Linked DNA regions of Homo sapiens: region 1 is linked to region 2. Evidence: read pairs that join two places in POLR2A ChIA-PET (ENCODE). Cell type or tissue: GM12878. All regions are shown on one strand. Each heading gives the region's core, and the rest is flanking DNA. Links, peaks and the distances in the headings are about the cores only.

Evidence for each region. ChIA-PET counts read pairs that join two places held together with the same protein. Peaks named below come from ENCODE experiments on the same cell type or tissue, not always from the same donor. Only the 100,000 strongest peaks of a DNase experiment are listed, where the experiment ranks them.
Region 1: POLR2A ChIA-PET joins it to region 2 with 7 read pairs; 2 of 35 experiments call an interaction of 5 or more read pairs at or near these places.

What each region holds. Positions count from the first base shown.
Region 1 is chr3:52,422,033-52,428,178 of GRCh38, reverse strand. PHF7 (PHD finger protein 7) reads right to left here. Exons shown (of 11, transcript NM_016483.7): 9 at 5,841-5,957; 10 at 5,298-5,419; 11 at 4,538-5,088. The coding sequence ends at 4,862. Among named protein-coding and RNA genes, the nearest start is that of PHF7, 14 kb to the right of the region's middle. RefSeq lists an enhancer at 1-213. In GM12878, for the core only: no CTCF peak of the experiment used is centred there; no DNase peak of the experiment used is centred there; H3K27me3 peaks cover 120 bases.
Region 2 is chr3:52,033,949-52,040,094 of GRCh38, reverse strand. It overlaps LOC105377088 (a long non-coding RNA gene), which reads left to right and starts at 4,217. Exons shown (of 3, transcript XR_940839.3): 1 at 4,217-4,297; 2 at 4,675-4,786. RefSeq lists an enhancer at 1-119. In GM12878, for the core only: no CTCF peak of the experiment used is centred there; a DNase peak (open chromatin) is centred at 3,624.

The sequences.
Region 1 (6,146 bases), core at 899-4,898, 390 kb before region 2:
ACCATGCAGACTTTTGCTGCCCATCCTATGAGGCATCAAGGTCTGAGCTGAGCACTGACAATGGGAAGGAGAGGAAGGCAAACATTTGAAAAACAGTCGAACTGACAACAAAGAGGTTGGCTGAACAGAGAGGGAAGCTGAAGGAAAATCTGAGGTTTCTGGCCTTAGTTTACGGTTCCCGTAAAGGTAATGATTAGAGGAAGGGGAGCAGGTGCTTTGGGAAAGTTTTATTTAACATCTATTTCTACTATCCCTAAGTGAACTGATTTGTCCCAGCTCCTAAGTTATGAAACAGTAATTAATTCTAATAAGACACATCAGTTATGAAAATAGGTATTAAAAATTTTAAACATGTGTTTGTCATGAAACAGGCATTTAAAAGAAGATGAGCTTGGGGCATCTTGCAGTGTCAGAAAGTAAAAAAGTGCTCAAAAACAAAACAAAACAAAACCAGACACACAGTGATGGGGATGTGTGAAAAGGACACATGAACACCCAGTGGCCAAAGCAATTTGAGCAACAAAATAAAGTATTATTACATTGTAACCCAAAGTCCAGGAGTCCATACTAAATGATTGAATAGGCTGTGCATGGTGGCTCACGCCTGTAATCCCAGCATTTTGGGGGGCCGAGGTGGGTGGATCACCTGAAGTCAGGAGTTCGAGACCAGCCTGACCAACCTGGTGAACCCCTTCTCTACTAAAAATACAAAATGCCAGGCATGGTGGCGCATGCCTGTAATCCCAGCTACTTGGGAGGCTGAGGCAGGAGAATCACTTGAAACCGGGAGGCAGAGGTTGCAGTGAGCTAAGATCGCACCACTGCACTCCAGCCTGGGCAACAAGAGCGAAACTCCGTCTCAAAAAAAAAAAAAAAAAAAGATTGGCTAAATAAATAAGCAGGAGAGAATAAAATAGGTAAATCTCCCATGCAGAACCATTCCAAATAATTTATGTAGATACTCCATCCTCAAGGAGGAGTTGCATAAAAACCTCTACTTAACTGTGGGCTCCACATAGTGACTTCCCTTTGGAAGGTACAGTATGAAAAGAGGAAAAGCCTGGGTGCGGTGGCTCACACCTGTAACCCCAGCACTTTGGTAGGCTGAGGTGGGTGGATCTCGAGGTCAGGAGTTCGAGACCAGCCTGGCCAACATGGTGAAACCCCATCTCTACTAAAAAAAAATTAGCTGGTGTGGTGGTGCACACCTGTAATCCCAGCTACTTAGGAGGCTGAGGCAGGAGAATTGCTTGAACCCGGGAGGCGGAGGTTGCAGTGAGCCAAGATTGTACCACTGCATTCCCACCTGGGCAACAGAGTACAACTCCATCTAAAAAAAAAAAAAAAAGAAAAAGAAAGAAAAGAAAAGGGGGAAAAAGGGTAACTTTACAGTGGAGAAATCTGACAAAACCTACCTCAGCCAAATGATCAAAGTCAACCTCAACAGTGACAGGTCATGCTGATACTATGTAACTTTGATATGATGTGATGAAAATGGCACTTCTCCTGTGTCTTCCTCCAAAACCCATAACCCCAGTCTAATCATGAGAAAAACATCAGAACAATCCCAGTTAAGAGACACTCTGCAAAATACTTGACCAGTACTCCTCAGAAGTGTCAAGGTCTTCAGAATCAAGGGAAGTCTGCCATTCCATCACAGCCAAGAGGAACCGAAGGAGATACGACACAGTGCAATGTGGTATCCTGGAACAGAAAAGACAAGAAAATCTCAATAAAATTTGGGCTTTAGTTAATAATGATGTATCAATATTCGTTCTTTAATTGTGACAAATTTGCTATACTAATGTGTTAATAGTAGGAGAAATTAGGTTTGGGATATATGGGGACTCTATACTATCTTTACAATGTTTCTGTAAGTCTAAAACTATTCTAAATTAAAAGCTTATTTAAGAAAGAAGCTGGCTGGGTGTGGTGGCTCACACCTGTAATTTCAGCACTTTAGGAGGCCAAGGTGGGCAGATCCCTTGAGCCCAGGAGTTCAAGACCAGCCTTGGCAACATGGTGAAACCTCATCTCTTAAAAAAAAATAAAAAAAATTAGCCAGGCATGGTGGTGCATGCCTATAGTCTTAGCTACTTGGAAGGCTCAGGTGGGAGGATTACCTGAGCCCAGGGAGGTCGGGGCAGTGAGCCATGATCATGCCACTGAACAGAGTGAGACCCTGACTCAAAAAAAAAAAAAAAAAGGGGCTGGGTGCAGTGGCTCACGCTTGTAATCCCAGCACTTTGGGCGGCCGAGGCAGTCAGGAGTTCGAGACCAGCCTGACCAGCTTGGTGAAACCCCGTCTCTACTGAAAATACAAAATTAGCCTGGCATGGTGGTGCGTGCCTATAATCCCAGCTACTCAGGAGGCTGAGGAAGGAGAGAATCACTTGAACCCGGGAGGTGGAGGTTGCAGTGAGCCGAGATCGCACCACTGCACTCCCGCCTGGGCAACAGAGTGAGACTCCCTCTCAAAAAAAAAAAAAAAAAAAAAAAAGAAAGAAAGAAAGAAAGAAAAAGAAAAGCAAAAAGAGGCCAGGCGTGGTGGCTCACACCTGGATTCTCAGCACTTTGGGAGACTGAGGTGGGTGGATCACGAGGTCAAAGAGACTCTGTCTCAAAAAAAAAAAAAAAAAAAAAAAAAAAAAGAAGCCAGTTATTTAGTGGAGAATGACTGATTAGGCCCAGATGAAGAATAGAACATTTCAAAGTTGGACTTTCCAGCCTATAAAAATAGGGTTGGCTATTAACATCAGTGGAGACTAAAAATACAAAGAGTAAGAAATAGTTAATAGCTGTGTGTGTGTGTGTGTGTGTGTGTGTGTGTGTATGCATGCACTGTCGTGTTAGCTAAGCAAGTATCCACAAAGTCAACTGTACACAGAGGTAGGGCAGCTGACATCTAGGTGACAAAAACTGCCCCCTCCCAAGCTCCCTTTCTACCCACTGAAGCTAAAGTCGAGAGGGCACTGTTAGGGGCCATTACTCTCAGTTAAGATAGTGTTTCTCACACTTGGGTATACAAATAGACTCCTTAAGAAAAGATATTAATACTACCACAGATCCCTAAAAATATGCCTGGTGACCCAAGTTACAGAAACTCTAGGTTTAGAACTAAAGTCTTAATCTAAGGAGCATCTTTCAGTTGTGAATTATCACTGCAAGAGTTGAATCTTTAGAATGGGTTAAATATTGTGTTTTATATGAAAGCTCACAATTAAAAAATGTTCCTGTTACTTGCAGAGCTCTGACAAAATTTCCCTGGACGCCCGGATAAGCAAGGATAGCATTGGGTGGTCAAACCCAAGAGAAAGGAAATGAAGAAAAAGGGCATAATTGTGGGAAGCCCTAGGAGGACAGCTGTGCAGGAGCTCTAGGAGCAGCCAGCACTGGAGGCGGCGGCTCTGGGAGGCAGGTCTTCAGGAAAAGAAGTCCAGCTGATAGTGATCTGATGCCTGGTCTATGAGGAAAATTGCATTTTGAGACATTTTGTTGATCATTTGCAACATTTCAGAAGAATTAGCAATAGGTATATACCAAAAAAGAAGCAATTATTAATTTCAGAAAAAAACATTGTACAAAAGAGGAAAGGTAATCATAGTGTACTGCCTGGCTCAGTGGTAAACAGTATTTCTAGCATCATAATAATATAAACATTGAAAGTTAACAAAAATTGTGATACAATTATCTGAGGTGAACGAAAACGGGAAGATTATGTTTTTTTAATTTAATTTTGAGACAGCGTTTTGCTCTGTTACCCAGGCTGGAGAGCAGTGGCGCGATCTCAGCTAACTGCAACCTCCACCTCCCGGACTGAAACGATTCTCCTGCCTCAGCCTCCCAAGTATCTGGGATTATAGGCACCCACCACCGTGCCCGGTTAATTTTTGTATTTTTAGTAGAGATGGGGTTTCACCATGTTGGCAAGGCTGGTCTTGAACTCCTGACCTTAAGTCATCTGCCCGCCTCGGCCTCCCAAAGTGCTGGGATTACAGGTATGAGCCACTGCGCCCGGCCACCTTGCCTAATTTGAATGTCCTGGCATGCAAATTCATATTTAAACTCTGGACGGAAATGCTCGAACCACCGGGCAGTGAGGGTTTGACTGGGCTCACTCATGCTGTGGAGGTGTGCTGAAGCCCACACCAGTCAGGAGAGAATGGAGTCCCTTATGCCCCATGTATAAGCATGGTAGTCCTTGACCTGTTTGAGTCCAGGACCCCAAGCCTTGCAACAAGGGCCTATTCTCCACCCAGTGTGGACTGCTATGCTGGCTCACCTCCCTAATGAGAACCTGTGTACTTATTATTTGCACAATGATTGATGAAGATTCTCTACCTCTGTAATGCCAATTTCCGTATAAACAGGTTTCTTTCCCTCCAAAGAAACATGTCTATATTCTAAGCTAAAAGTTCTACATTAATTCCCTAAATTTTATGGATTAGGAGGGTGAGTTTTCTTACTCTCGTACTCTACCCCGTAGAATCTTTACTACCCAGACAAATTTCAGAATGAATTTATAAGGAGACACCAATGGAGAGAAAACCTTTATTTGCATAACAACAAACATGGGTGAAGTAAGAAGAGGCATATGAAAACAAGATTAAGGTGGAAGAATCCTTGGTGGGAGGAGAGGAGGAGAAAGCAGAGGCACTCTTGTAGCCATAAACGCATTTCCTTGTTGGCATCTGGACTGCTCCCTCCTCATGCTCCACTGAGACTTCTCTTTGCTTGGCTCATAGTCTCACTGCTGGCCCTGCTTCCTTGTCTCACAGTCCCAGAGTGCTCCCTCCCCAAACCCGATGGAGGAGCGCAGCTTCATACCCTATTGTGTGGGACAGCAGCTACTCAGAAGGTGTTACTTGGATTTTTTGCAGCTGTTAGTGATTCTGACACCCTTGGACCTCCAGGAGTAGCTCCTCCTGCCACGAGAGGACTCTGGCTTTTCTAATAAGGAAGGTTCTGGCCAATCAGTCCAAGAAAGGCCCGGATTCTCTTCCAAGGTGTTGTCTCTGCAGAAATGTTCCTCAGGGTGGAAGGTGCTGCTGCAGCAAGGGATGTCCCCTGAGTTTTCAGGTATGTAGTCTGGTGAGAGAAAGGCAGGAGAGGAAAACTCAAGCCTCTGCTTCTCCCAGGCACAGGTCCTTAAGCTCCTCTCTAGCTACTTTCCTTCCAAAGTCAAAGGCACCAACTATTAATCCCCCTCTGGTGGGATGTCTTCCTCCTTTCCCAGGCACCACAAGTCCCTACAGCCCCCTCCTTGCTCTGAGGCCGGCCCATCCCTCCAGCCTCACCTGTGGCTGCAGCAGGTGAACACTCCTCACACTCCCATTTCTTACTGTTAGATCTAAGAGAGGAGCAGTCCCTGTGGGTTCCGTGGGATCCGCATGTAGCACACAGAATGAGGCACCACCTCCTAGAGGAAGAGCCCAGGAAGGGTTGTGGAGACATACAGAACACCAACTGCCATGCTTGGATGTTTGCTATGGGCCAGGCATTTTTTACAGCACATTTTACCCAAGATGAATGTATGGCTCAGAGAGGATGAGTGCTGATCCCAGAAGCCTGCCATCAGTCGTAACCCCTTGAAAGGTAGATTAGGAAAGGAATTGGCTCTGAATGTCTCTCCACTGGGCACAAGGTGAAGCGGACCTTGCAGGGGAGACGTGTTCACGTGCACACAAGTGAGTCGGGCTGGTCAAGAATGAGACTTAGCAATCGTGTTTATCCTAAGGTCTGCATACAAGAGTGAATTTCTTACTTCTAATAACTGTGCCAAGGTCTAACTCTAAGATAGCACTGATGAGAGCTCTTTCTAGCCAGAAGCCTTCCCCTACCCTTCATCCTCAAAGCTGTCTCTGCCTTGTTCATACAGACAGATGGGGGCATCACAGTGCTGATAGCGCTGATATAAGTCTGAGAAAGCCCCTGGCTCGAGTTCCCAGGCAGCATCTCTGCAGTGGGAGAAGAAACAGTGAATAAGAACATAATGGGTTGGTGAAACTTTTGTCCATCAGGGAGGAGTTAGGAAGAGCCCAAGCTAAGCACAGCAAGAGTTCAGTAGGCTGCCTGAACACTTCCAACAAGGCTGGCCAAGTGGCCTGGCAGTGGGAGAGGGTTGAAGCAGGATGAATGGAACATGC
Region 2 (6,146 bases), core at 1,485-5,484:
CTCCAGTCACAGCAACTTTGGCGCCGCAGGACAAAGGGGCCGTTTCATCATTGTCGGGCTGGATCAACAGCCCGCCCGCCTGAGCCCTGCTGCCCCCACCCAGCCGGGCCCGGGAAGGGAGGCTGACTGCCCAGGCTGGCCAGAGCCCGGGACGGTCTCCCATCTGGCCCAGCCACATCCGTCCCAGGACCCTCCTCAGTTCCCACACCTTTGCCTTTTGGGCTGACCGCTGGCCTTCTATGAAGACACCTGGCTCTGCTCTGCTCTTTCCCTTCCCCGAGCCTTGGTGTCCCCCTCTGTGGAAAGGGGGCTGGGAGAGATGGGCCCCCACGCTCCGCTCAAGTCTGTGACTCTAAGGTGTAAGCCTTTCTACTTGTAGTCTCTGTCCCCAGCCAGTCCTGGTCCCCAAGAGGGAGCATTGAAGTGGGATGGGGCAATGCCTCCTTGGGGAGGGGTCCCTGGCCCATGGTGGACAGGAAATAGAAGAGGCTTTGTGGTCTGAGTCCTTGCCAGGCCCGTGACCAGCCTTTTGTTCCCAGTGACTTTCCATGATGTGAGCTAGCCCAAGGCCATCTTTGCTCACTCTTGGGCTAGCCTGAGCCCTCCATGGATACTAGGCTGTACAGAGGCCCAGGGGGACAGGGCTCTACCCAGGGTAGACTCTCTTCCCCATGCCCAGCCCTGCCTCCTGCCTTTGCTAGGGCCTGGGGGTTTGGGACCCTGAGCCCCACATTTTCTCCCTTCTCCATGTGGCCAAGGTTTGCTGGAGGCTTCCTAGCAGGGAGAGGCGTGGGAGGCCTTGTCTTCCTCTTGATGAAGAGACCCTAGTCTGGGGACCAAGACAGAAACTGCACCTCTCACCCTGCATGGTCAGAGCTGGGTCAGGAAAAATGCCTGAGAATCCAGCCATTGAGGACCCAAGCCACATCCTCGGAAATAGGGGCTGTGGGACAGGCTGGTGGCCTCCTGGAGGGTGCTCACAGCCTTGCGCCTGCAGATGGCAATAGTGTTGATAACTCATCACCCAGGGGTGAGTAGGGAAGCTCAATTTGCTGAGCCCCGTGAGAATGCTGATGACTCTCAAGGCTGATGGGTCTGGGGGCTCACCCTGGGCCATCTGCACAGCACAAGCCATCCGGGCAGCCTGTGTTGAGAAGGCCCTGCTGCCTGGGCCCAGATGCCCCTTCTGCTCAATGAAGCAGGGCCCCCCTGTCAACGCAGCAGACTCTACCCTGGTGGGCTCTTTCTAACTCAGGAGTGGACTCCTGATGTTGGGGAGGGGGAAGCCAGGGGCGTCTGGGTTCCACAGTCTTCCCCACTTTCCAGATGAGAATCCTGAGGCTCAGAGAGGTCAAGTGACCTTCGAAACCACACGGCAGGTGAGGGGCAGAACAGAGACTCAGCAACTGGGTCAGGATGCAGCTGGGGTCAGGCTGGTCACCACAGGGGCCTGGTCTCAGGGTGACCGCCCTGGGTACTGGGCAGTACACAGCCACTGAGGGCAGACATGGCTGCATGGATGCCGGAGACCTGCAGGGCCAGGCCTGCTCTGCAGTCCCTACGGCTGCCCATCCCCGCAGGCATGGTCGCTGCCAGGTCGGCAGCACTACACACACATTGCCCATTTGCCCTGCCTCACTTCCTCTGACTAAAGCTAAAGACTCACCCCTTCAGGGGATTCAAGCCCTGGCACTTGCTGGCAAGAAATGCCCAGCCCAGCCTCCCCAGAGCGTGCCTGCCCTGTCACCCTCTCTCTGGGCTCCTTGGCAGAGGCTGCCAGGAGCACATGGTAGGGGTGAGGCTGCTCCCCTGGTTTGAGGGTGCTGGGCTCAGCCTGGGCCAACATCAGGCAGTGGGGGGTAGAAGCAGGTGCTCTCTCGTCCAGACCTGGCCAAGGGCCCCTTCTGTCCCAGCTGCCAGTGTTGCTGACACCCCAGCCTCAGAGTCCTTGGTGCCTAAAGCCTCCTCGAGCCTAGTCAAGCCCAAGACCCAGTGAGAGAGTTAGGTGCCGAGCCCCCAGCAGAAGGGGAAAGCCTCAGCTCTGAGCCCAGTTTTGACCTCCTTCAGTTTCAAGGTAGCCGCTGAACTGTGTCCATCCAAGGAACAGCGAGGTCGAGGCTACCCCAAGATGTCTGGGAGAGAAGTGGGAGTTTGGCCTCATTACACTGGGGGTTGCCCTGTCTGGGATCCCTAGATGATCTGCGGCAGCTGCCGTCAGGGAGTGATGGGAGGAGAGATGGGGCTTCAGGCAACTTTTGGATTCAGGGCAGGGCCGCAGCTCCAACATAGCCAACTCCAGCCTCTGCCCCAGGCTCAGGCCCTAAGGTGGCCAGCACCTGCCTGAGCTGGGCTGTACTAGGCAGAGGTGGTTGCTGGGGCCTGAGGGCGAAGCACAGCTGACCTGAGTGTTCCTAGGCGGGGCCAGGAGGCTGAGGCTCTGGATCCTGACTCCAGCTCTGCTCCCGAAGGGCTGTGGGCCCGCAGCCAGGTCCCTGGCCTTTCTGGGCCTCAGTCTCCCCATCTACACACTGGCTGGACTCCTGTAAAGGGCTATTGGCAGTCCAGATACTGTAAGTTCTTGCATCATACCTGCTAGGCAGAATACACCAGCAGGCCCCCAGCAGTCACCCTGCCTGTCCTGAGGGTTTCTGGGAGGGGATCCTACTCTGTCCCTCAGACTCTGTCCTCTGCTGAAGAGGCACTCTGAGGAAAGTACAATGATGCTCTGATGGCAAGGCTAGCCAGGGCTGTAGCTGGGGCAGGTGTCAGGGCCCTCATAGAGGGAGGCTTCGAAAGGCCAGCCTAGCAGACCTTGTTCCACACTCACACGGCACTGTTTATGCTGAAAGCTTTTTTGCCACTCAGTCAATAAAATACTGGGGCTGCTGAAAGTGCAGCAGCCTGGGATAGTGCCTGGCATAGGCAGAAAGCCCCTTGCAGCCCAGCCCCCTCCTCCCACCTTCCCCCAGCCCAGCAGTCTCCACCCCTGAACCTCCTGAGCACCTCCCTCTGTATAGGTGTCAGTCCACTGGCACCCGGTGTCGGTGAGTGGTCGGTATGTGATCCAGCCCTTCGGTCTCTGGGCCTCAGCTGCCACCTGTAGGCAGTAAGTGCATCCCCTCCCCAAGGGCTGTGGTAAGGATCAGAGACCTCTGATGAACAAAAACTCTGAAAACCACCTGTAATCCCAGCACTTTGGGAGACTGAAGTGGGAAGATTGCTTGAGCTCAGGGGTTTGAGACCAGCCCGGGCATCACAGTGAGACTTCATCTCTACAAAAAAAAAAAATCCAAAAAAAAAAAGTAGCTAGGTGTGGTGGCACTCACCTACAGCCCCAGCTGCTCTAGAGGCTGAGGCGGGAGAATCCTTTGAGCCCGGGAGGTGGAGGCCACAGAATTATGATTGTACCACTGCACTCCAGTCTGGGCAACCAATAGAGCAAGATTCTGTATTAAAAAAAAAAAAAAAGCAAGCTCTGGACACAGCCGAGCCAGGTGGTGAGCATCACATATGGCAGTATCCCAGTGGGGTGAGCTCTGCGGCACAGTTGAGAGTCTGGCTTTCAGTCAGACTGGTTTCCAATCTCACCCTCAGAGGGCATCAGCTGTATGCCCCTGGGCAGGGTACTTCCCTTCTCTGAGCCTCATTTAAATGGGGATCATAAAGGGACCTGTCAATTCAGGTGTGGGGGAACTTGTCTAAACCACCAGGCCCTGGGGGATGAGAGCAGCTGGTATTGGGCTGTGCCTGCTGGGGGATGGGAGCAGTAGCTCTCAGGCACCCCTCAACGCCCCGCAGTCTCTGGGCTGGGGGTGAGTTTTGGTGCCTCACCCTGCTGGGGGAAGAGCCCTGGGGATGCACCGTCAGGGGCTGTCCAAGCAGCCACTGTGGAGTGTGCCCCAGCTGGAGGACAGGGGGGATGGAAATGCTGCCTTGAAGATGGGGGACACCGTCTGGTGACCCTGCGGGTGGCTGGGAGGATCAGGGTGCTAGGCCACTCTGCCCTGGCACTGGGTCTCAGGGAACAGAGGGCAGAGAGACGCAGGGGTCAGGCCCAGAAGGAAGGTGGCCTCAGGTATCTTTCCTCTGGCAGCAGGGCTCCTTGAATGCTGCAGTCTGAGCCTGACCCTGGGCTGGGGGAGTCCCGGGACTCCAGCCAGTGCCCAGTGGGCTCAGCCATGCTTCCCCTGCCAGAAGAACTCTCCCTCCCAGGTACCCCGGCTAGCAGTAACCACTGCTCCAAGGTGAAGACTTGACAGAAGCGCTTCTAACTCCTCCACGAGGTTCCCACTGGACTGTAAGTATAGAGACGGAGGCCCAGAGAAATTCAGTGACTTGGAATGTGAGGGAGGGGAACACAAAGCCCCAGCCCTTGGCTAGACAGAAGGGATGGAATGAGGATGCTTCATCCTGGGGTCAGGCCCAGCCCTAGAGAGGCACAGGGACAAGGCCACCCCAAGGCCCACCTGTCCTGATCCCTCCTGTCCCCAGCTGGCTGCCTCCTGCGTGGGCTGGTATTGCTGCTTCCAGGAAGCTGCCCAGCCCCAGGCTGAGTGAAATGCCTTCGTTGTGCCCACCACCCTGTCCTGGTGATGTGGGGCTTGTTTGTCTGTGGGAATACCCATGAGACTCCACGAGGGTAGGGCTGGCTCACCCACTCCTATGTTCCCACAGAGGGAGCGAGGGAAGCCCAGAGAAGGGGCCATGAGGCTATGGCGTGGACCATGATGTTACAGCAGTCCTTTTATCCTAGGGAGAGCTCAGCCAGCCTCGTCCCAGACCACAGGTATAACTGACCTTCGGAAGTTGGGGTGGGATGCTGTCTCAGCTCTCCCTGGCTGCCTCGTAGCCAACCAAGGGTGGGGGACCTGGAGATGCTGTCTGCAGGCCATTTGGCAACTTGAGTCAAAAGGCCTAAAAATATGAACAACCTTTAATCCAGCAATCCCATTCCTGGGAACCTGCCCTAAGAAAATCACAGCTTGAAGGAAGGGAGAATTGGAGTGGTTAGCCTCTAACTTGCTCCGTGATCCCTGGCTCACATTGGACCCAGCGGCTGTTGTCCAGCCTCCCCCAGTGAGGTTGTTCCCTCCCATAGGATCATGTCCATCATCCTCCCCAGAGAATGTGGCCCATGGTGCCAGGCCACTGCCCAGGCCTGTGTTACACATTCATGGACCTTCCCTGTCCATCCTCCACCTTTCTGGGACTCAGGCTTCTCTCTGCCCAAACACGGGCATCCTAGAGGCCCCCTCCTCCAGGGAGTCTGCTCAGATTTCATCTATGGGCATCCTGCACCCTGTGTGCCCCCAGGTGGAGGTCTTTGGAGGCCTCTGTCCTCCCTGTGGGTATGAGGTGGCTCCACTCTCCATAGGGCTGTTTGACCACTCCCTGCTGAATTCCAAGAGTCTCTAGCGGGTGTGAGACTGGACTGCTGTCCTTCCCTAGGGGGAAGGGGTGGGCACCACGACAACACACCTGGCAGGTCAGCCTCATGCTCCCCATCTTTGGCAGTGCCCGGCCTCAACATAGCATACCCTGGGATGCCTGGACACAGGCAAGGCCCCCCTCTTCCCCTCCCTCTCTAGGCCCTCGGGGGGTCATCTGTTCTTCCCCCTGCCTCCAGCCCTTGCTGCTTACAAGTCTATTTTTCCAGCAGGAGGTGAGTGAACTTCTGCCCTTTGTTCCCTGTAAGTCCAAGAGACAGAGGTGGCTGGGTGCAGTGGCTCATGCATGTAGTCCCAGCATTTTAGGAGGCCAAGGAGGGAGGATTGCTTGAAACCAGGAATTTGAGACCAGCCTGGGCAATATGGCAACACCCTATCTCTACAAAAAATTTAAAAATTAGCCAGGCATTGGCCGGGCGCGGTGGCTCATGCCTGTAATCCCAGCACTTTGGGAGGCCAAGGCAAACGGATCACGAGGTCAGAAGATCAAGACCATCCTGGCCAACATGGTGAAACCCTGTTTCTACTAAAAGTACAAAAATTAGCTGGGTGTGGTGGCACGTACCTGTAATCCCAGCTACTCAGGAGGCTGAGGCATGAGAATCGCTTTAACCCAGGAGGCAGAGGTTGCAGTGAGCCGAGATTGCGCTACTGCACTCCAGCCTGGCGACAGAGAGACTCTGTCTCAAAATAAATACA